Linked DNA regions of Mus musculus: region 2 is linked to region 1. Evidence: chromatin loops called from intact Hi-C (ENCODE). Cell type or tissue: heart. All regions are shown on one strand. Links, peaks and the distances in the headings refer to the core of each region. The heading gives the core; the rest is flanking DNA. Region 1 holds the start of Gm31228 (a long non-coding RNA gene). Region 2 overlaps Spaca3 (sperm acrosome associated 3).

Region 1 (11,994 bases), core at 5,488-7,987:
GTTAGCAGGGTTCAGATCTGCCTGGGGTAAGAAGATCAAGGTAGCTTTGAGGAAACATATCCCAAAGGGGTGCATTTGAAGAAATGTTTAAAATTGTGCTTGTGCTTCATGTTGACATTTTCATACATGTTTATCATGTATTTTAACCACACTCCCTCCCCATTACCATCTCCCATCCACCTCCTACTTCTATAATACCCTTCTCTCCCTAAGTAGTCTACTTCTATCTTTTTCTTTTATGTTGTGTGTGTGTGTGTGTGTGTGTGTGTGTGTGTGTGTGTGTGTGTGTGTGTGTGTGAGAAAGAGAGACAGACAGACAGACAGACAGAGACAGAACGAGCCCCATTTAATTTAACTAGGATTGCTTATAGGAGCCTGGCCATCCCAATAGTAGCCACACAACTAGCTAAGAAAATGCCTCTCCTTTTCCTTTACTTAACAACCATTAACTACTTATAAGCCCTTATGGAGCATGGGGCCTCATAAACCCCTCCCCTGAGTGGGTGCTTTTTGACTTGGGTTTGCAAAGGGGAACTCACCAGGCTGAGTCTAAGGAAAAGGACATGTTGGACATGCGGAGACATCAAACGTTGAACTTGGCAGGTGGTGACAGAGCTGGCTGGAGGAGTGGGTCGGCTGTGTATGCTATAGCACTGGGGAATTCTGTGTGGAGGCGTTGTCTGCTGAGGCAATCTGGTGCCGGCTGAAGGACAGAGGGGGGAGCTGGATGGAGATGGGCACTTCAGAACAGTACTGATAACTTTCCTCTTGTCTCCCCAGGGGCCTCATGTCCCACTGCATCGCCATCTTGAAGGTAATATTCAGATCTCCCTGTGAGGTCATGGGCAGTTGTGGGAGCGCCTCCAGTATACATGGAGCACTGCAGGTGTACATGGAGTTGACCTTGCAATGGTCCCTTGTTAGCCTCATGCTATATTTCTTCTGTCTGCTGCCATCTCTCCCTATCGGGTCTGTTTTACATTATCATTATAAACATCCTCTTTAGGCTTTTCCCCAGTCTAGTCATCTTAACACAGTGACTTATGGAAAGGACGGCTTGGGGGTCTCCAGTGATAATTTTCCAACCATGGAGAAGGCTGGGTGTCTGAGACCATGGAGCTGCAGCAGCAAGGGCCTCCCTGGGATCCTTTATGAATTCTGAGCTCAGTCCAGGGAACACAGCCTGTACTTAGGTTTCAGTTACTACAGGGTTCCCTTTGGCTTCCTTGGTGACAATAGTCAGACAAACAGGACAATCAGAGTTACCAAAAACCCAAATTACAAGCTCTTCCACTTGGAGGCAGACTTTGGTCTTGGAAGGCTTGGAAGATCACATCCAAGTTCCACTGTTTCCAGCCGCATGGTTCTTGCGTTCGTTTCTCAACTCTCGCCTGATATCGTCTCTCCTAATAGAATAATAACAACATGCAAATACTTAACAAAATGCAAATATGAGCTTCTGCACATCAGCGACCTTATCTCTTTGTCTACTAATTATTCAGTATTTCAAAAGAGACAACTCGCTCTTTTCTCTAAGGTCACTCCATACAGGATATTAAAAAACCCTGTATTTGCTTCTTCTTTGGCTATCTCTGTAGAAAACGGTGGCCTCAGAATCAGGAAGTTCCTTGGATGTATAAATATGGCTACACATACAAATATGGTTATAGGCAAAGGTAGCTAGGTTCACAGATTGGAGCAGGAAGCCATATTACATTTACCTTTGTCCAGACATGATATGTCCTGGGCCTTGTTTTTCTCCTGTCCTTTTTCATCAAAGGGGGAGGGCCCTTCTTCTTGGATTGGGGAGCTCAGATAAAGAAAAGGGCTTCTGAGCTTCCTCTTGAGACCCCAGGATGCCTTTGCTCCCCATTCTCCCCTGTGGTGGGAGAGTGGAGAGCGTGGATCTTCCTCCTCAGTGGCCTCTTGACCACTCTTCTTCCTGCTTCCTAGCCTCGAGTACCAGCAGGTAACGGGGCTTCTTTGCAGGGATAGAGGCATGCTTGGTTTTAGCATAAGGGAATACAGAAAAGAACCACACGCCTTGGAGCTGGCCAGTGGTGCGGGAGGAAGAGGAAGAAGCCCACGTGTTGCCATTTTGCCTTTGCCCTGCTTTTTCCAGGGCCCTTTTTATCATCACCTGGAAAAACGTACAAATAACCCACAACCCTCAAAAACTGTCAGCATAGTTGTCTTTATTGGAGAATGTGCCTAAAGAAAAACAGTTGCCCTTTGTCCAGCCACATTTCTGTGAGCACCCCACTGGAGATATTAGCCATTTAGAAGTCTAAACCATGAAGTAATAGAAAGTTTCTCCCCCAAGTCAAGGTGGTAAAATTGGAGCGCGTGATTTTTCTTAGATGGATTATTCCAGCTTAGTCCTCTTTGAGCTGAAGGTCTGTCCTTGATCTCAGAGCCCTTCCCCCTACAGCTTCCACCCAGGCTATTGGCTTTTGCCTCTTTCCACCCCATTTCCTCTCATCACTAGGGTAGGAGCCAGTTTACCAGCGGTGCCCAGGTTGGGGCCGTGTTCATCTTTTTCAGGGTGCCAGAGCCCTTGGTGTGGGGTTGGGGAGCCAGGTCACCCACATCACATCTTGTCTCCTTGTTATATTAGATTTGTCACACTCTGACAGAAAAACTCGTTGCCATGACAATGGGTTCTGGGGCCAAGATGAAGACGTCAGCAAGTGTCAGTGACATCATTGTGGTGGCCAAACGGATTAGCCCCAGGTGAGTGGTCAGTGGATGTGAGGTCCCACAACGCCACAGGGGAAACTGGGGTAGCCAGCAAGGCCAAGTACTGCTTTAAACAGTAGGTCTGCAGTCTCAGTTATCCGAACCCCCAGTGCATACAGAACTGCCTCCCGTGGGTATTCCTAAGCTGAGGTGGTCACTCATCATTTCTCTTGCCAGCATAAGCCCTTTAACAGCTCGGTATAACTGGGCTGACAGAGCCTGCACTCAACAGTGACAGCTCCTACCCTTACCGGTCAGCCTCCCTTACCCTGCTACGAAGTGGCTGTCAGCAGGCGCAGTTCCCACTGGCTCCTATGTTATAGCTTCATAGACTTTTCAGCCAGGCCCTTAGGTCCAACCCTATAAGTATACTGGGGACTGGTTTGAGAGATAGATACCTTTCTTCCATGGTGGCTCTCATTCACTGCTTGATTCCCATCCTAGCACTGGGTGGGAAGGGAAGCCACAGCACATTCAGACCTCCTGAATTCCTGGCTGTCTGCAAAATCCCCTGTGGGAGGTACCCGGCAGGGCCTCAGTCAACAACTACACCCCCTCAGTTGGACTGGATTTTGCAAAGAAAAATAAGGCCCTTTTCTTAGAGCAAAAGGACCTGCTAAATGCATGCTGCCACCTGGTGGCTGGTATGTGGATTGGCTATCAAATGACGGGATTCCAGGAAAGTGTTCTTATCAAGTCACCTGACCCCTCTGCCTGGAATGGCCTCCGCTGTGCATTCCTGGTGTCTGGGTTAAGTCACAAGCAACCAGGCTTTTCTGTCTCAAGAATAACCTAGTGGGGCTCAGGAGGAGCCATGTGGCGAATCCTCTGGGAAATACAAGACTTGGAGTACTTGAACTCTGTCTAGGTAGTCAGTGAGTGGAGACGCTGAGAGGGAGGATGCAGGCCGGAATAGCTCCTGGCTCTGGAGTTCCCCCATGGGTGTAAATATCTGGTTAGCATCAGCGGCTTCATGAGACACGCCCACCCTCCCAGGCTCCAGCTTGTGCCAGGCGTTGCCGCTACTCTCCCACCATATTTAGACCGTGCAGTGCCCCTATCTCCTGGGCCCCTTCCTTGTGCATTTTGTTACTCTTGAGATCCGCCCCGAGGTGCAGGTTATAAGTAGGGTGTTAGGGTGCTGATTTCTGAGAGGGGACAGGGTTTTTAACAGTGTGCCAAGGTGAGAGTGTGGCATTGTCAGGAGGGCAGAGCTCTCTGCAGAGTGCCCTGGACAACCTCACTCATGTTTCTTGCCAGAATCCTCTTGTTTTCTTCATTTGGCCTCATGAGTTCGCCCTCTGGCTGATATTTGTCCCCATGTCCTTCCTGTTTAATTTTCTCCATCTGTCACGATGATGATTTATTATTTCAGGGAGAGCAGTTTCTGCCTTGGGCTCTGCAGAGGGGGAAGGGGCTAGTTGGGTGGGACAGACACATGCTGAAGACCGCCGTGCTCACCAGCTCCTCCGGCCTGAGAGTGAGGGCTGTGTATTTTTCTTAGTGCTTTTAGAAATCAAATTATACAGTTTTTTTTCTTTGTACCAAGTGATCATGGGAGCAAAATCTTGTACCCCACAAATCAGAACAGGTAGGAATGTAACTTAAAATATTAGCCATGGACTGACTATCCAGGACGGAAAACACACACACATACACACAGTGGAGAGGTTTGAACTCAAATTAAGAGGTGAAGTGACTTTTTTGGGGGGGGTAGTGTTCTATATCACTGTATTTGTATCTTTAAAAAAACCCACAAAAGTAATAAATGCTTATAAAAGTTAAACTACTTCAGGAATAGATTATCTGAAAAGTGAGGTGCTCCCTAATTCCACCCCCTCCCAATTTGGGGAGATTGGCCACCATAAGTGGCAAGCATCCCCTTAGACGTCCCCTCTTGCATTTCATAGCTTTAGTTTACTGTTTATATATATACACATATATATACATATACACATACACACACACACACACACACACATATATATATGTTAAAGGGTACAGCATGCTCATGCTTGGTAGTAACCTTTTCAGTGTCGTAGTTATCCTCAGCATCGCTCCCTATGTGTGACCTCACACATTTTAACCATTGGGATGAAAACAAAAACAGAGAGCAGGGATATTCCCCAAGTAGAATCTGAAGTCTTTCTGTTAGACTCCACTGGGTATGCAGAAGCAGGTAGAGAAAGGACTCCTAAAGGTGGGTGTGTAACAGCACCAGAGAAGTCTGGAGTGACAACAGCAAGGAAGGAGGAGGAAAAGGGACTAGGAAAATGCTCACAATTGTCCCATTGCCTCCCCTCAGAGTGGACGACGTCGTGAAGTCAATGTACCCTCCACTGGACCCCAAGCTCCTGGATGCACGGTGAGAGGGAGGAAGTGTGACTCATCTTGTCTCACTTCAGGGTCGCTATTATCAACCATGTCAGGTGGGCTGCTTGGGTTATGAAGAGAGGATGTTTTTCCAGATTTCCAACCACCCCTGGCTCTGGGTGAGCCATTCAGTGAGCTGAGCCTGGCAGGTGATAGAGCCCAATCTTCCTCCTGAATCCCTAAGAGGAAGGTGCCAGCCATGTGTCAGCCTTGGCTCTGCAGGCTTAACTATGCTAACTGGGCCTCCCTGCCCTCCACGCCCCATTCCTTCCTCTGATCTTTGGACTTACCCAGGTGCCACACCTTGCTGGAAGCACTGCCCAGTGGGGCTGTGGTGAGGTGAACCCAGCAATGAGAACATGTAATACCTCAGCCACAGTGGAAGACACTCCCCATCAGGTGTTTCGGGAACCCCTCCTCCTCCACTCCCCAGAATGTACTCAGCCCTATCGAATGTAAACCCATAAAATACCTACCTGCTGTCTCCATTTGATTGGTGAGGCTCCCACTGACATGTTGTGTAATGGTTGCCAGGTGGCGAGTAAGTCATGACACGTTTCTCTGCCCACTCTTAGTGTTGTTCAGCTTTTCCCATGGGTTAGTAATTGGTAATGGAGCCCTGAATACATCTAGCACCATATAAAATCATTTCAGAGTGAATCTTTCAACAAAAAAAAAACCCCAGATCAAATAAAAAAAAAAAAAAAAAACCAACAAAAACCAAAGAAACAACAACAAAACCTTCCTTCTCAATTTGATTTTCAATTACATTTTCTTTAGCGTTGAATAAGCCAGCCCCAGGCTTATTGATTTGTGATCAATAAGGGATGCTCACTGAAGAGGGATATATAGCCCATCTTTAAGTGGGCTGCAGTTAGAGATCTGCTCATCCAATTGACCACATCCAAACTGTTTCATAAAACACCCTTCTGGGAGCTGTTAATGGGTGTGTTGCAGAAAGCCTCTTCTACTACCCGAAAAGCTCCCGTTTCCCCATGGAGTTATGTTAATCTCATCAAAGGCTCTGAGACCTTCTGTTTAAAGCCAGCCATCCCCCTATGTGTGGCTCCATTGTGTTAAGTAACTGCTCACCTTCCAGGGAAGGGTCTCCGGTTTGGGGAACACTAACCTAGAGTGTGTACTCATTTGGACTTCTGTGCAAAGTTCCCCACTTTCTACAGAGTCTGATCTCTTCCTCCCCCCCCCCCCCCCAGGACAACCGCCCTGCTGCTGTCCGTTAGTCACTTGGTGCTAGTGACCAGGAACGCCTGCCATCTAACCGGGGGCCTGGACTGGATTGACCAATCACTGTCTGCCGCTGAGGAGCACCTGGAAGTCCTTCGAGAGGCAGCCCTGGCTTCTGAGCCAGATAAAAGCCTCCCCAACCCTGAGGGCTTCCTGCAGGAACAGTCGGCCATTTAATCATCTCCGAGGCCCCATTTCCGCCCCTGGGCGAGCCTTCTACTTCCTGTAGATTTAGTTGTTCTCTAGAGCTCTGTCGGCCAGCCCTGGGTGCAGGGTAAAGCCGAGAGCCTCACGCTGGACAGGCTCTGCTGCAATGGCAAACAGTGGCTGGAGAGTGGCAGTGTAATCCCACAGTTAGGGGAGACGCTGTGTACCTCTACAGCAGAGCGCAGAAAGCTGCCGGGCTCGCTGCTACATTTAGTTCATTTAATGTTTCCAAGAAAATCGAGTTGCCCTCTAAGAATTGAGAGACTTCATATCAAATTAGAATTTCCGGCTTCTGAAAATCAAGGCGTGGCAACATGGACAATCAGAACTAAGTGGCTAGGTCGAGATAGTCTCTTCGGGTGACCCTTGTGCTCCCCTTGCTAATTTGTTTGTGTTCAGTGCTTTGGTTCCTGAAGCATCAGAGCTCCCCACCCCCACCCCGCTTCCCATGTATCTTCCGCTTTCCCATTTGTGTTAGAAGCTGAGGAAATGCGAAGTCAATTGTTTCCTTTTTATCACTATGCCTGCAATTTCGCTTTACAACCACCAGGCGAATAGTAAACTTGTTCTTCTGTTTTCCTCAAGTGTGTAGTTACCGAGTCAAGTGTATTTGTTGGGTATGCGGTGGAATGTGTAAGAACTGAGGACGGATGGAAAGGGCCCAAGAATCCTGAAGGTGCTCTGTGTGTGTGTGTGTGTGTGTGTGTGTGTGTGTCTGTGTGTGTGTTTGTCTGTCTGTCTGTCTGTCTGTGTGTGTCTGTGTGCATGTGTCCTTTATTTCTGGAATCTGTCTTGCAAATACAAAAAAGAAAGGTTCATTTTTTTATTGTTTGGTTTCTGTTTTTTTTTAATTTTAAATATTTATTTATTTCATGTATATGAGTACACTGTCACTGTCTTCAGGCACACAAGAAGAGAGAATCCCTGGGCTGGAGAGATGGCTCAGTGGTTAAAAGCCACTGACTGCTCTTCCAGAGGTCCTGAGTTCAACTCCCTGCAACCACATGGTGGCTCAAAATCATCTGTAACTGGATCTGATGCCCTCTTATAGTGTGTCTGAAGACAGCTACAGTGTACTCATGTCCATGAAATAAATATATAATTCTTAAAAAAAAAAAGGGGCATCCCATTACAGAGGGTTGTTTGCCACCATATGGTTGTTGGGAATTGAACTCAGGACCTCTGGAAGAGCAGTTGGTGCTCTTAACCACTGAGCCACCTCTCCAGTCTCTTCTGCAGAGATCTTGTCCTCACCCTGACCCTTGACTGCCATCATCAATTGTTTCTGTGACCTGGGCTCCAGGCTCCATCCAATGGTCTCAACAGGACTTCAAAGCATGTCTACTAGTTTGAAGGTTTCCTCAGGTTTGGCAGGAACCATGTGGACAAAAGTCTTGCAGAGATAGCACCCTTGGGCAGTCTAGTGACCAGATTCACAGCCTCTGAGTTTTTGGGATTAGGCACGTAGACTTCTTTCGTGTAGCAGACTATCCCCTCCTCCAGGGCATACAGGCACTTGTTCCTCCCAAGTCCCACATGAGCGCCTGGGTGTCACCTAAACTGATGCTAAGTGCCAAGGATGTTGCCAGCATGAACGTAGTGACCTTCCATTTTCTTGATGCCATAGTGATTTCCCACCAAGGTTCTTAGAGCTGCCACCTGTCTTCTTGGATGCGTGTCTGACAGCAAGTGCTGTAGGTGCTGTGGGACTCAGAAGGGCTGTCACTGCTGCCCGAGTCCTCAGCATAAGCACTGCCCTGGCCACCACTGCCATATTTGCCTCACATTCCTTGTCTTCTAAATTGTAGCCTTGAATTTGAGATCCTCCTGCCTCAGCTTCCACAGTGCTGGGATCACTGGCATCTAATACCACCCTCACTGATAATGGGCACTTCTCTGACCTGAGAACTCAGTGGGACCCAGCTCGAGGCCCCATACTCCAGATCTTGTCATTCCCATCCCATTCATGTAGGGGAGCCTGAAGGATCTTCTTTCCACAGGCCTGGATGTTGGGACTGGCTTGCTGTTGTCTGGGTCCTATCTCTGTCATTAAGCATGGTTGGAGCTACCTCTGACCTCAGTTCCATTTTCTCTGCTAAAACTCAAGTCAGCAGGCTCTTTAGTTTGATATTGAGGTACCAGGAACTCAGTCCTTAGGCCAGGATCTTGTTTGTCTGTGATTGGCATATTTCATTCTCTCCTGGCAAGAAGGCAGCTCTGACCAGAACTGTATGTACCCCTTTCAGACTGCAGGCTGGATTCCAGGGGAAACTTGTTAAATGTCTCCTTCCATCAGTCCTAAAAGTGTGTTATGCTGTTACCTCCTGCCCTGCTGGAAGCCGTGACTGGGAAACGTCCAAGAAAACAAAAACAAACAAACAAAAACCCCATTCTGCCTTTTTTACTTAAGGTCTCCACGGACAGTTCTCAGGGCCTGACTTTTGTCTCTGTTCTTCCTCTTTTAAGATCCGGTAGCATCACTGGACATCTGAGGTCGCAGTGGCTGCTACTGTGGTAAATGTCCTCTGGATCTGAACCCTTGTCCTGAGCTCGAGAGAAGCAAGTCTAAATTGGGATCTCAGTTGTCATTTACTCCGGGTGGAGGATGGGGGTGGGGTGCTCAGAGTTCTTTAAGGTAATATCTGCCATTGCTTACCTTTCCTGAGCCTGGGAGGCCTCCCACCCATCCTGGTATACCCTCTGTCAGGAGGACAGATTGCTCAGGACCTGAGGAGTGTCTGGGGTTGGGGGAGAAGAAAGGAGAGAGGAAGGGAGGGAGGGAGGGAGGGAGGGAGGGAGGGAGAGAGTGGGGGAGGGAATTCGTGCATGCACAGGCATGTGTGATATTACACAGGCCAGCTTTCCCAGTGCTGTGCAAAGGAAAAGCCTCTAGACAATGGCCACTGTATACAGGACCCAGGCAACAGCAAGCCAGTCCCAGCTACACCTTTGGGGTAGAAGGTGACTTCACTCCTCCTGACCCTTGGGGATCTTGCTGAAGTCAGTGCCTGCTTTGGGATGGCTGGATGGATGGTAAGTCCGGATCTCAGGAGTGTCTCTGCTGCGTGTAGTTTGCCAGGTAACAGATGCATCTCACGTCGCCAGCTGAGTAGTGTCTGTGGAAATGGTGATAGAGCCGTTCTCCCATGGTTATATCCTCCCTCGTCCTAGGACCACTGGCCTCCAACTCTAATGAAGAGATGACTCCGGAGGAGTAGGAATCCAGCATGAAGTCAGCAAGAGACTTGGAGTCAGAATTAGGTTTGAGTTTGTGCCTGGCCCTTTACTGTGGGAGCTGGGGCAAGTTCCTCAGCCTCTATGGCCATTCACTTTGCTCATCAGTAAAGTCAAGGTTACTGCTTCTTACTTTAGTGTGTCAATCAGATGACCTGGGGGAGTGTATGGAATGTCCAACTGTGCCCCTGGTCCTGACTAGCCAGTGTCCGCTCTGCTGTCCTGACAAGGCTCTATGCTCTGACTCAGGTGGCTCCAGACACATCACTCTAGTTACCATGGCTCTGTTCTAGTGTCCATGCCGTTTGTGGGTGAAACGGCTGAGTGGGGCTAAAAGTCTAAAGCAAGGTGCTGGGGAGAATGGCTGGCTCTGTCGATAGAGCACTTGCCATGCTAGCATGAAAGGATGAATTCAGATCCCCAGGACCCATGTAAAAAGCTGGAGGAAGTGGCACACATCTGGAATGCCAGAGCAGCTCATGGACCAGTCAGCCTAGCCAAATCGATGAGCTCTGAGATCAGAAATAGACCCTGTCTCCAAAAATTAAGGTGGAGAACTATGGAGGTCACCTGACATTGACCTCTGGGCTCTACGGTTTATATGCACTTTCATGCACACATACTTGCACACATGCACACACATAGACACAATCTAAACTCACTATAGTGAGTTTATAGGGAGAATAGTTTAGTCTTATTCCTGCTGCCCCTCCCCACCCCAAGTATGTTTAGGCTACCAAGACCTTCATGTTAATGGCTCCACAGTGGTCTCTTAATGTTCAATGGACTGGCTTAGTACAACCCTAAATTCCTCCCAGAAAACCTCCCCCAGCTGCAAAGTCTATGGGTCAGTTCTCTTGGCCTACAGCTTGCCCCAGTGCTCTCTGAACCCCTTTATTCTTGGGCTTCCTTATCTTCTGAGACTGTGCCCACCAGGGCCTGGTATTTAGAAAATGGCTCCAAATTCTAAGGCCACGAGTTACCTTCTGACCTTGGAAATTTGGGGATTTATCAGATAAAGAATTTTCACCCAGTGTCTACCTCCCTCTGTCTTTTTTTTTTTTTTAAGATTTACTTATTCTATGTATGTGTGTACACTGTTGTTCTCTTTAGACACACCAGAAGAGAGCATTGAATCCCATTACAGATGGTTGTAAGCCACCATGTGGTTGCTAGGACTTGAACTCAGGACCTCTGGAAGAGCAGTCGGTGCTCTTAACTGATGAGCCATCTCTCCAGTCCCCCACTCCCCATCTTTCTATTGTGCCACCTCTGAGGGAGGTATACTGTGCTAGATGCAAGGAACAAGCTCTGCCCTGGAAGAACAAGAGAAACATGGGAGCAGCTGGCAAAATCCGGGCTGAAGCTGACACTGTAATGGAAAGGCTCTCTTCAGACATACCAGAACATTGTACTGGTTGGCTTTTTCTGTCAACTGGCACAGGCTAGAATGAGGTGGGAAGAGAGAACTTCAGCTGAAAAGTATCCTCACCAAACTGGCCTGTAGGCAAATTTGTGGGGACTTTTCTTAGTTCTTGACTGATGTGAGAGGGCCCAGCTCATTGTGGTTGGGGCCATTCTCGGGCAGGTAATCCTGAGTTCTATAAGAAAGCAGGCTGAAGAAGCTCTAAGGAGTAACCCACTCAGCAATACTCTTCCTTTGTTCCTGCCCTGACTTTCCTGGATGGTGGACTATAAGCTGTAAAATGAAAAAAATCTTTATCCCCCATGTTACTTTTGGTTAGTGGTTTTAGTTAGTTAGTTTGTTTTTGTTTTTAATCACAGCAACAGAAACCATAACTATGACTGCCACAGAGAGGCACATGGGTTCCAAAGCAGGGAGAGGACACAGGGGGAGTGGAGCAGAATCCAGGATGCTGGCCAATGCCTACTGGAGATCTCAGGGGAATGGAGATGTGTCCTGGGCATCCAGGACAGCATTGAAGGGCCAGGGACCAAGAAAGCATGGCTAGCTTGGGAGATGCAGGTGCCTGGGAAACTGGGCAGGATGGAAGGATATCAGAAAGGGCATCTTAGGTGATATTAGGAACCCAGTGCCTCATCTTGAATATAAGGGGCATCATAGATGTGAGGCAGAGGGATGATATGGGCACATTTGCAATTACAAAGACAGGATCCATGGCCTTGGGCTCCAGGACTTGGGCACTTACCTGCTGCCCCTGAATGCTTACCTTC
Region 2 (11,994 bases), core at 4,169-6,668, 52 kb after region 1:
AGTAATAAAAGTCTAATTTGACAGAAGCATGATTTTCAGTTTTCTGCAGGTCTACAAGTACCCATCGGAAGTCAAGGCTTTTTCATCTCATTTGCTCACTTGGGCTTGGCTTCAGTAGACTTCAAGAAGCCTATTATGGAAGGCTTCAGTGGGGGGGGGGGGGGCATCGTCTGTTCCTGCTTTCCCCAAATCTGGCAGAGTTTGGGTCTAGAGTTGCCAAATTTAACAAAAACCAAACCAAACCAAAAATAGGATACCCTGGTTGAATTTGAATTTCAGGAAAACAAGTAACTTCAGTCGACAGGTATGATTCAAATCTTGTATGGATCAAACTAATCCATATTGAGAATATTGAAGAAATTCTATATCTGGAATTCAGATTTAACTGGGAGCCAATGCAGTTTTACCTGGTGACCTTAGATAACCCCTGGTGTAGTTGGAAAGGTCCCAGGGATGCTTGCTTCCTGCAGCTCTGGTTGACCCCTTATATCCTGTGGTGCAGAGGGACTGAAAGGGAAGGACCACAGGGTTTCCTTAGCTTTATTGGCCACCTTGGTCTTCAGTGCTCTCTAGAAGTGGGATATTCAAGAGTCACTGACAATGATAGCTGGTCACTTCCTGGAAGAGGAAGTCACCAAATATTACCTTCCTTTAAGAAGCTGAGAAATGAAATGGATACAGAACATGTGGTTCACTTACACAATAGAATACTATTCAGCTATTAAAAAACACACAGTCATTATGAATTTTATAGGCAAATGGATGAACTAGAAAATATCACACCAAGGGAGGTAACTCAGAAGGACATGCATGGGATACACTTATTTATAAGTGGATGCTGGCCATAAAGTACAGGATACCCACGATATACAGACCCAAAGAAGCTGAACAAGAAGGAAGGCCCAAGTGAGGATGCTTGAATCTCACTTAGAAGGGGGAAACAACAGTCCCAGGAGGCAGGTGGAGGGAGGGTACTGGCTTGGAGAGGGGATGGGGAGGGAAAGAAGGGGTTCAGGATCAGGTGTGGGGAGAGACAGAGGAGAGAGAGGGCCAGAGGGCTGAGAGACTGAATGGAAATTGGTTGCTATGAGGGGCATCTCTGGGCCCTGCCAGAGACCTGGGAAGGGGAGGCTTCCAGGAGTTTATTGGGGTGACTTTAGCTGAGACTCATAGCAGGGGGATGTGGAGCCTAAAGTGGCTGCTTCCTGTAGCCAGGCAGGACCAGTGGAGGGATAAGGACAGCAACCCATCCACGAAACGTTCGACCTAAAATTAGTCCTGTCTACAAGAAATGCAGGGACAAAGATGGAACACAGACTGAGGGTATGACCAACCAATAACTGGCCCAGATTGAGACCTGTCCCATAGGCAAGTACCAATCCCTGATAACATTAATGATACTCTGTTATGTTTGCAGACAGGAGCCTAGCATAACTGTCCTATAAGAGTCTACACCCAGAAGCTGAGTGAAATAGATGCAGAGACCTACACCTAAATATTGAATGGAGCTTGGGGAATCTTATGGAAGAGTTGGGGGAAGGATTGGGGGATCTGGAGGGGTTAGGAACTCCACAGGAAGACCAACAGAATCAACTAATCAGGGCCCTTGGGGGCTCCCATAGACTGAACCACCAACCAAAGAACATACATGCACTGGACCTAGGCTCCCTGCACATATGTAGCAGATGTGCAGCTTGGTCTTCATCCAGGTCCCCCCAACAACTGGATCCAGGGCTATCCCTAAGTCTGTTGCCTGCCTGTGGATTCTGTTCCCCTAACTGGGCTGCCTTGTCTGGCCTCAGTGGGAGAGGATTTGCCTAGCCCCGCAGAGACTTGATTTGCCAGGGTGGACTGGTACCCAGATGGGGACTTCACCTTCTCAGAGGAGAAAGGATTGGAAGATGGGGATGGGACTGTATGAGGAGGGGACAGAGAGAAGGGGAAATCGATCAGGATGTAAAGTGAATAACATAAGTTAATGGAAAAATACAACCGAACAAAATGTAAGAAAAAAAAAAAAAGCTGGGAGATGGGGTGAGGCTTGCCAGTGAGTTTAAGGTAGAAAAATGCAGAGTGCCCTTTCCAGTATGTGGGAAGGTCTGTGGAAGGCAAAGATCTCTGAGTCAGTTACCAGCGACATATGTGTTTAAAGGAGCAAGGTAGGCAGGGTCTTGAAATGCTCGAATAGCAATTGTCTTAGGGTTACTATTGCTGTGAAAAAAAAAATTACCACTACCAAAAGCAACTTGGGAAGAAAAGAGTTTATTAGGCCTACACTTCCGTATCACTGTTCATCACTGAGGGAAGTCAGGATAGGAATTCAGACAAGGTAGGAGCTATGCAAAGGCTACTTACTGGCTTGTTCCCCATGGCCTGCTGAGTCTGCTTTCTTCTACAACCCAGGACTACCAGTCCAGGGATGATTCCCAATCACAATGGGCTGAGCCTTCCCACATCAATCACTAATTAAGAGAATGCTCTACAGGTTTGCCGACCACCCAACGTCACGGAAGCATTTTCTCAGTTGGGCTCCCTCGTCTCAGATGGCTCTAGCCTGTGTCAAGCTGACATAAAATCAGACAGCGCAGCTGTAGAAATGATGGGAGATGTGTGAGAAGAATGAGTGTTGACTTCAGATTGTAGTGTCCTCCAGGAGGGCTTTCACTGAATCCCGTGTACGCTCAACTGTAAGCTGGGGCACGGTTGGTGGCTCCTAGGGGGATGTCATTCAATGTCACTCAATGTTCACTTCCCCCAAACTGCCGAAAAATACTGGAGAGGTGACAGACCATCTACGATTGAGGAAATGCACTGGTTTCCACTTATGGCTGGACTGGCCAATGGGTGATAAAAATGGGAGCTGTTTATCCAAGTGGACAGTAATAAAAACATCTTGCTAAAAGGTGACATTGATGACTAATGGATCTATTAAATCATGAAAAGCCCATGGGCTGACCATGTGGCATGCATTATCTGATTTGTACCCTGGGACAATAATAATAAAAGAATGTGGGTACCACTATCATCCCTATACTGTAGATAAGGACACAGATTCAAGGAAGGGCAATTTGTACCTGAGTCAATCTGACTCCCCGAGTATATACAGTCATCGTACGTGGATAAAGGGTCAAAGAACCCAGGACTCATCTATCTTGGCTGCTGTAACTTCAGATGTCTGTGCCTGCATCGCCTGATTGCTCCAGTGGGCCTCATTCAGTTAGTCTGAGAAAGGAGTCCAGGAATGGCGGAATGAGGCTCTTGGAACCAAGGGGACGGTTGTTAGAAGGATGTGGAGGCTGTGATCATAGTCTCAGGCCTCTTTAAGGTGTGGCTGAGCAGTGTCAGGTCTGGATAAGAGGACCCTGGCGGCTTGGGCTAGGGAGTTGACTGGGAACAGGTAGAGATGGAGAAGCAGTAACCAGGAGAGCGCTCTGGTCAGTGTTACAAAGATGCTTGACAGTGCATAAACTCACCCAGGAGTAGAAAAGAGAGGAGCACCGAGTCCCAAGCTCAGTTCCTGAGAGAGATGCTCAGCTGTGTTAGGTACTCAGGGTAAATCTTGGTGTCCCCGTTCCCATTTCCCCATCAGCCTCCCCTACAGTCCCCTGCTCTCAAAATCTTGCCTATTTGACCTTTATTTTGGTTGTATGTGCCTACTCCCCCCCCCCCCCGCGTTTAGTTTGGTTGTTTGTGTGCCTACTGCCCCCCCCCCCCACGTGTGTGTGCGCACTCGCGTGCAGGCACATACGGGGGTCAGAAGTTAACCGCAGTGGTGTTCCTCTGGCACCGCTCACCTTGGTTTCTTTGTTTTTGTTTTTGTTTTGTGACTGGGTCTCTTACTGGTTTGGAACTCATTGATTAGGCTAGGTGGCTGACCAATTGGGCTCTAGAGATCTTCCTGTCTCTGATTCTCCAGCATTAGGATCACAGATATGTAACACCCCCCACCCCCTGGCCAACTTTTAAAAACTCAGGTCCTTCTGCTAGTGTGACAGGCCCTTCTTCACTCAGCCATTAAATTAAGCCCTTCTCTCTCTTCCCTGGGACAGTCACAATGGCTTCCTAAGAGGATTTGCCTCTTACCTTGTGCTGCTGACACACCTCCTTCAACCTTGCCTTGCGTTCTGACCACAGGGTCTTCTTCACCTTCAGCTCGACACTCAAATTTGCTCCTGATATAGGAGGGCTCAGCTGACTAGAGTTCTCTCTCTACTCCCCTGAGCTTTTTACTCTAGCGGCTGCGTCCCGGAAGCTAGCTCACTGGGATCAGCACGCTTTTCATACCCTTCTCAGTCACTCATTAGACTTTCGTTCACTGACTCTGTGCTTTGAATGCAATAAGCATCAGGGCCGTTGTAGCTCCCAGGAAGGCCATTTCGCCAGATTGTTTAGTGATTACTCCTTTCTTCAGTCAGGGCTTACCTCAATCTCACCTCCTCAAAGTGAGTCTCTGACAGCCAGAGCTGAAGGAGGCACCTCAGTATTCCTTGATACTACCTTACCAGGTCCTACCATCAGCCATGATTTCATACACATCTGAAGACACACACACACAGACACATAGACACACAGATGCAGAGACACACCCACACAACCACATCCATCCAGTCTCTTCTACTAGATTGTAACAAGCAAGAGAGCAGGAACTTTGTTTCTTTTGTCTCCAGCACGTAGAACAGCTGAGCATAGTACTCAACAAATGGATGAGCCTCCTGAAGGTCCAACTGCTGTGTGAACGAATGACGAATGACGGGTAGGCACTCAGTTTGTCGAATGAGAGGGTGACAGATAGGCCCTGATACCTTTAACAAAGCCACGACTCAGTCTATGGTATTGCTAAGAACAACCTACGTGGCAGGCCTCTGCTTCCCTCCAAGTAAGTACATTGCTTCTCCTGATTTCCAGGAAATCACCCAGGCTGCTCTTTATCTGAGTCAGACCCACTGCCTGCTAAGTCATATCTGTCGGCTGACAGGACCCAGCATGATTGGCAGAGCTGGAGCAATGGGGTTTTCTCTCCAACCCTGGCAATCTGACCTTGGGAAAGTCAGCATTCCTTTTAGGCAGAAGAGCTATAAAAGGCCACCTTGAATGCTACGGGCAGGAAAGGGACAATCACATTGCTTGGCACAGTCAGGCTCAAGAAATGCTCCTGGTGTGCTTTCCTGAGCTCTGGGTGTACTGAAAGAACCAGCTGCCTCAGGGACCAGTGGGCATCCTCAGGCTCCACCTACCCGAAGACCTTTCCTGTGTCCTATTTCACTAATTGGAGGGAGAGGAGAGGGCGTGAAGGGAGGGAGGAGAACGAGTTTGGTTAAAGTGGCAGTGTGGAAGAGTATCAAGTTTGGTAGGAGTTCCCATTCCAGACTAGAATCGCTCTAGGAGACAGATCTGAAGCAGGCTTTTCTTTGTCATTAGCCAAAGGACAGATCTATGCTCTGGGGATGACTGGCAAGCTATCCTATCTGATGCTCAGGTCAGAAGTCAGCGCCCCCTGGTGGCTCTGGTGGATATTGCCGATGCCCTTCTTTGGCTGAGGTCATGGTGTTCTGTGTGTCCTCTGTGCATCTCTGAACACTCTGGGTGAGCTGGGCCGGTGGTGGTGCACGCCTTTCATCCCAGCACTTGGGAGGCAGAGGCAGGTGGATTTCTGAGTTCGAGGCCAGCCTGGTCTACAGAGTGTGTTCCAGGACAGACAGTGCTAAACAGAGAAACCCTGTCTCAAAAAACAAAAAAAAAAACACAAAAATCAAAATGGCCTCCACTCAGACAGAAGTCAGCATTTCTGAGATCCATGAGTGGCATAGGTGCTGCTTTCCTTTGCCTGGTCAGACACGGAAATCGGAACATCCTCTGTCTTATGAGCTAGGGTGTGGTGTGGCCAAGAATCCTTTTGCCATGTCAGTAACCATCAACCTTGACGGAGTCGGTGTGTGGAATGGGATGTCTTTGTCTTTTCTGTTTTAAAAAGAATCAGGCACCCCAGGGTTACTTTCCAGAGTTTCCAGAACCTTCCCGGTCAACAGACGAGGGGTCACCCTCAGTTTCAGAAGGAACTTGAATCTTAGAAGAGGTCCAGAGCTCGGCTGCCATGATACGGCTCGATTGCCTGAAAATAAGCTGGAAAGGTCAGGGTACAAAGGCCACTGTTTGTTCTCAGCCCATTCTGGCCTCCAACTCTGGACCAGCATTTGGATTCCCAGTAGGCTGGAACCCAGAGTAGGGAGATGCAGCCTGGGGAGAGAGCAGAAACCAAGCAGGGCCTTAGCATTCTTCCGACCCTCCAGGTTTTCTGCTGGTTGCAAACCTTCACTTAGTATGTCTCCTGCATGCGTGTGCCTGTAACTTCCAATCCTTTCTCGGAGCCTCAGTCAGCACCCTCCCTAACTCAGCCAGCCTCCTGTGTCTGTGTATTTATTCTCAGTGAACAATGTGACCCAGGCATTTGTCCCTCTTGCTGGTCAGCTGTCTGCCTAGCTAGGCTTTGAGCTTCCTGAACACAAGAGTTGTCTTTTCCCCTGTGTGAGTTCAAACCAGTCCAATCCCAGCACGGAGAAAGGAAAGTGGATGCAAAGTCCAACTCCTCGCCGAGAAGCTAGGAAAGGGAACATCAGTTTCCTTCAATGGCGTGACACTGGGCATGCCAGCCACATTCCAGGGCAGGATTCATGCTCAGGAGTAGTTGGGCCATACAAAATAGACTCCATGGTTTTTAGTGTGTGTGCATGCTTAAGAGAACAAAGGAATATGAAGATAGATTCATAGGGATACTCTGAGAGTAGGTGGAAGAGGGAAAGAACATAATCAAAACATATATAAAAAGTTTTAAAAAGAATGTTTTCCTAACTGTAGGAAACCCCCAGGGCTTGGCACAGTACCTGGCACATAGTGGGCCCACAGAAAATGCTTATGAAATGATGAGCTAGGGGTAGAGTGGCCAAGGTTGCCTTCTCACCGTCTTGAAAGGAACCGAGCTGGGTATGAGTTGGTGCTCAGCAATGATTCTCTATCAGACTTGTTTTAAGTGGGATGCGATCCCCTTTAAAAAGAAACCATGAACGCCGGAATTATTTTAAAGACAAATGGCCCACAATAGCGGTAAGTTGGGCAAATGAATATGGCTCAGAGAAGCTCTTCAAGGAGGGTAGACATCTAAACTCCACCTCCCAACACCATTCCAGGCATCCAGTCTCAGGATGTAGGAGTTTCTATGATCAAGCAAGCTTTGCATTGGTGCTGGCTACTTCTGTGTCAACGTGACATAAGTTAGAGTCATCTGAAAAGAAGGAACCGCAATTGAGAAAATGCATCCGTAAAATAAGCCTCTAGGCCAAGTCTGTGAGAGTATTGTCTTGATTAATGACTGATGTGGTAGGGCCCTCTCCATAGGGAGCCATGCCACCCCTGGGCTGGTGGTCCTGAGTTCTATAAGAAAGTAGGCAGAACAAGCCACGGAGGGCAAACCAGTAAGCAACCGTCCTCCATGGCCTTTGCATCAGCCCCTGCTGCCAGGTTCCCGCCCTGACTTCCTTTATGATGCACTGTGATTGGGACATGGAAGGTGAAGTAAACTCTTCCCTCCCATGTTGCTTTGGATCTTGTTATCGTATCACAGAGAGAACATACATACTAAAAAAACAAAACAAAACAAAACAAAACAAAAAAAAAAACGGTGAAGCCTGGCTGTGGTGGCATGCACACACACACACACACACACACACACACACACACACACACACCAGGATTAGGGAGGCAGAGGTAGGCTGATCTCTGAGTCTGAGGCCAGCCTGGTCTACAGAGCAGGTTCTAAGGCAGCCAAAGCTACACAGAGAAACTCTGTCTAAAACAAAAACAAAAATAAAAACAAAAACAAAAACAAAAACAAAAACAAAACCCAAACCCAAACCCAAACCCAAACCAAACCAAACCAAACCAAACCAAACCAAACCAAACCAAACCAAACCAAACCAAATCAAGCCAGGAAGGCTCAATGGCCGCCCAGGACATCATGTACAGATTCCCCTCACTTAGCAAGCAGGCCATGAGCACGTCTGTAAAGCAGGTGCTCTCGTTGCTATTCAGGTATGCAGGTCTCTTCAGCCCTCAGAATCTCCACAAGCATAAAATAATTTTACGAAATCGCGTTCCTGAGTTTTCTTGTGTGTATTCATTTTCTGCTCACTCATTCCATCTGCCATCCGTGAGAACGTGCTCACTCGCTCACACGCCGCAGCAGGTGTCAAAGGTTTAAAAAAAAAATTAAGGAGGAAAAAAATTGAAATTGATCAAATCCTATCTTTTTTTTCCCTTCTGCAAATTGAAAAAATGACTGTCATTGTGCCATTTAGGGAGAAGAAACATCAATCGCTCTTTGTGTGCTGGTGTGGGCTCTTTAGGAGATTAGTCAGCACTCTCTAGGGCATGGCCAGCATCAGTGGGGCCATGGAGGGTCACTGACTGGCAACCTAATGCCTGTCCCCATGGTTATGAACATCATTCCTGGGTGGGGTGGTGGGGAAGGATTCATCGTTTCCACTTTGTTCTAAAATGGGTTTGTGATCGAAACAAGATTAAAAATCAATATGTTACAGGAAACAAATAGTAATGAAGAAACCTTGGAAAAAGTCTCTTATGGACCTTTGTACTCTCTCTCTCATTCTCTCTCTCTCTGCATGTGTGCACGTGTGCATGTATGTGTGTATATATGTGTGTGCATGTATATGTGTTTTCTATGTGTGTGTATGTATGTGTGTACATGTATATGTGTGTACGTGTATATGTGTGTGTATGTATGTGTGTACGTGTATATGTGTGTGTATGTGTACACATGACTTCATTTTCCTCTATCATGTCTTTTCTTGGGTTTCCTTGACCTTGTCCAGTCCCCCTAAACTCTGCCTATTCTAACCTCCTGGACCCACCTTACACCTCTTTTCATGCCCCTTCAACTGGGACCCCAATCCATCTGTATACTTGTTAGTATTTCCACTCAGACTGTAAACTCCATGTGAGGGCAAATGCCTGGCACACAACAGTCGAGGGGATGAATAGTGGATCTGTGTTCTTCATATTTTGGCTATTTGCTTTTTATTTTTCTCCTGTTCCCTTCTCCACCTCTGCCAGGAAGCTTTCCTAATGCAATATGGGGACTGCCCCACTGTATGTGGGTCGGGGCTGGATGAACCCTCCTGCAGAAGGAATTCTTTGGCCTCTCTGAACCCCCTTTCTCCTCTGTAACCGGGAAGTTCAGTCACCGAGGCCTGAAGGAGCCCCTTGGCTGTACAATTCCAGGAATGGAAGACTCTGAGTCTGTGAAGGAAGAAAGTCTCCTGGCTTCCTTCTCCTTGGGTCCCTCTGTTCAAGTGGGCTGAGCCAAGCTTCCTGGAAGGGGCATGTCACCTGGCAAGCTCACCCCTGTGGGTGCTGGGCTCCCAGTGGCCACCTCTAGCTTACTAAGAGCCAGAGCCTCCAGTCCCATCAGTGCGTGTGGTGCTGGAAGCTACTCTCAAGGCACGTTCACAGTTAAAACATTCACAAAAATAGCTTCAAGCTGGAGAGAGGAAAATAAAATAACTCTGGCGTCTTTGCCAAAAACAACAAAGCAACAGCCTGTGCGCAGCCAGCTCAGTTGCTGGCAGAGCTCGGATGCTCGCAGAAGGACTTGGTTCTTTCGCTCCACTGACCACAGCAGCCTGCTGGACTGCCTGTGAGGCCTGGGGCCACTCATCAATCAGTTTATCCCAGCCTCCAAGGCCACTGAGCGTCACCTTGAGGTATGGCCACGTGACTGTTCTCAACTCCAAGCCTATGTGTCATCTTTGGTGATCGTTTAGCTTGTGACATGTGCCCGAGTGACCTCTGCACCCATGACCCCTCCCAATCATCACTCTAAAAAACGTCTGTATGAATACTTATTTGTAATGACGGCAAGAAAAACAGACCACCACTCTCTGGAAGTTAGACTATCTTCTGTTAACCATGGACTAATTGATACTGGTTATTAGTTTGTTCTTTTGTAGTGTGTGTGTGTGTGAACATTTAAACAGGCTAAGTACATAGACATACCCTAAGCTGAACAAAGCTGGAAACCCCAAATAGGAAGAAATACATAGATATGTGAGCCCCAAAGCTATACAAATGTGTCTAAACACTCTTTGGCCCATCACAAAAAATGAGTCCTATTTCTAATTTATCGCTCTTGGAAGGAAGCTAGAAATCTACTGAAGCAGTTCAAATATCATCTTCAGTTGTTAATTTTTAAAATGTCTGAAGTTGTCAAATTGGAAGAAAGCAGAGGCATCAGATAGGATCCTACATACACAAATAGACACTTCCCTTTGTCCCTGTCCCTGATGGGAGAGTCTGAGGTCAGCCTCCAGACCCCCCATCCTTCCACATTTGCTGGTCTTGCCACCAGTGGGACACTTTCCAGTTGGCTGAAGTGATGGGTGAGTTTATCTCATAGACGACTATGGCCTGGCCAAGTCTTGGGAGAAAGATCACTTTTGGCTCTTCTTGCTTTAAGTGAGTCAACGTTATAGATCTACAAATAGAGTTGTGAGCCCAGCAGCTAAGGAGTACATCTTAGCACAGTCATTCATTCTGTGGGTGATCCCAGGTCAGTCTCCCCTAACCCAAGTTGGGTCTGTTCATTTGGAAAACAAGAACATTAGGCCATGAGCTCCAGTAGGCAGAATAATCACCCATGAAAATACTTGCATCCTGATCCCTATGTGGCTCTACATAGGAAAGAGGCTTTGCAGATGTGCTGGAGGGGATAACCTTGTAATGGAGCAGATTGTCTGGACAACCTGGTGGGCCCATAGGAGCCTTTAAAGGGGAAGAGTAGGCGAGGTCAGGGCTGGAGGAAATGTGACTATGGAAGATTATGTGATATGAGAAGACTTAATCGTTCCAGCTATCTTGAAAGAAGTGGGAAGGGGTCAAGGTACCAGTCAAGGAACAGTGGTGGGTCTATAGTGGCTGGACAAGGTAAGGAAGTGGACCCTCCCCTGGAGTTTCCCGAGGGAAATGCAATCCTGCTGTCACCGTAGTGCAATGAAGCCCATGTGAGACCTTATAGAGCCGTAAGGTAATACAGTGTCTTAAACATTATACTACTAATGATTGACAGCTGCCACAATAGAAAATAACATCAGAAACCTTCCACCTAAGCCGTTCTGCTTTCTTAAGAACTGTTAACAGTTTGGGCAACCCCTGTAGAGAGTTTGGCTGTCTGTGAGCATGGGGGTGGGCATTGCAGTAGACTCTTTCCCATCTGTCTTTGCAGTTTTCATCACCTCCATCTTTCGGCCATGCTTGTATATATGTGATGTGTGTGTATAGAGCTTGCTTTATCTGGAGGGTAGTATGACCTCAGGCTTTGGAATCTGAAGGGGTCTTACATTACCTGGCCCTGCACCTCTGCTTCACACAGTTAAGTTCTGATCATCCTCAAATCAAGGCAATGAGCCTAGAGAGGGTCAGAGAGTCACCACAATCAGCTGCTCAGAGGAGAGGATCATGGGCCACAGACGTAAGCTCCTAGTTAGGAGATTCTTCAGTTCAGCACACGGAGAAATCCCAGTGTAGAGAGGGGTGGGGGAGAGAATGAGACGAGGGTAGACACTAGAACCCTGGACCCCTGTTCTGGCCTGTTCTATTTGTGCATTTGCACATGGGGGCACAGGCCACATCAGACCTGTCTCTGCAGCTGGGGCAGAGGCAGGGTCAGGAATCATAGGGATTTGTGGTTGAAAGTAAAACCCTGGCCTAGAACAACTGTTGCCATGGAAGCAGTGTGGCATGATTCTGCCCACCTAGAGGCTTCAAAAGGGCATGCAGCGGTGATCAGCCAAGGTACCTTCAACCCTGTGTCCCATTTAGATATCCTCTTGGGAGCCACAGAGAACAAGGTGCTGCTGATATGACCACCAGAGAGACAAGGTAGGTCAGTTTCACAGGGGTAGAACCCTGGGCTTGGGAGAGGGTCAG

What was found. A loop is a pair of places that touch in the nucleus more often than their neighbours do. Peaks named below come from ENCODE experiments on the same cell type or tissue, not always from the same donor. Only the 100,000 strongest peaks of a DNase experiment are listed, where the experiment ranks them.
Region 2: it touches region 1 in a loop (5-fold over the local background); 2 of 42 quality-filtered maps call a loop at or near these places.

What each region holds. Positions count from the first base shown.
Region 1 is chr11:80,814,886-80,826,879 of GRCm38, forward strand. Tmem98 (transmembrane protein 98) reads left to right here. Exons shown (of 7, transcript NM_029537.2): 4 at 781-814; 5 at 2,618-2,733; 6 at 5,045-5,104; 7 at 6,327-7,148. The coding sequence ends at 6,534. It overlaps Gm31228 (a long non-coding RNA gene), which reads right to left and starts at 6,314. Exons shown (of 6, transcript XR_001780272.2): 1 at 6,205-6,314; 2 at 5,589-5,741; 3 at 540-1,406. It also overlaps the pseudogene Gm11207. In heart, for the core only: CTCF peaks have their summits at 6,665, 6,864 and 7,118; a DNase peak (open chromatin) is centred at 6,536; H3K27ac peaks cover 743 bases.
Region 2 is chr11:80,867,789-80,879,782 of GRCm38, forward strand. Spaca3 (sperm acrosome associated 3) reads left to right here. Exons shown (of 5, transcript NM_029367.1): 5 at 1-26. Among named protein-coding and RNA genes, the nearest start is that of Spaca3, 15 kb to the left of the region's middle. In heart, for the core only: a CTCF peak has its summit at 5,493 (motif pointing left); a DNase peak (open chromatin) is centred at 5,493.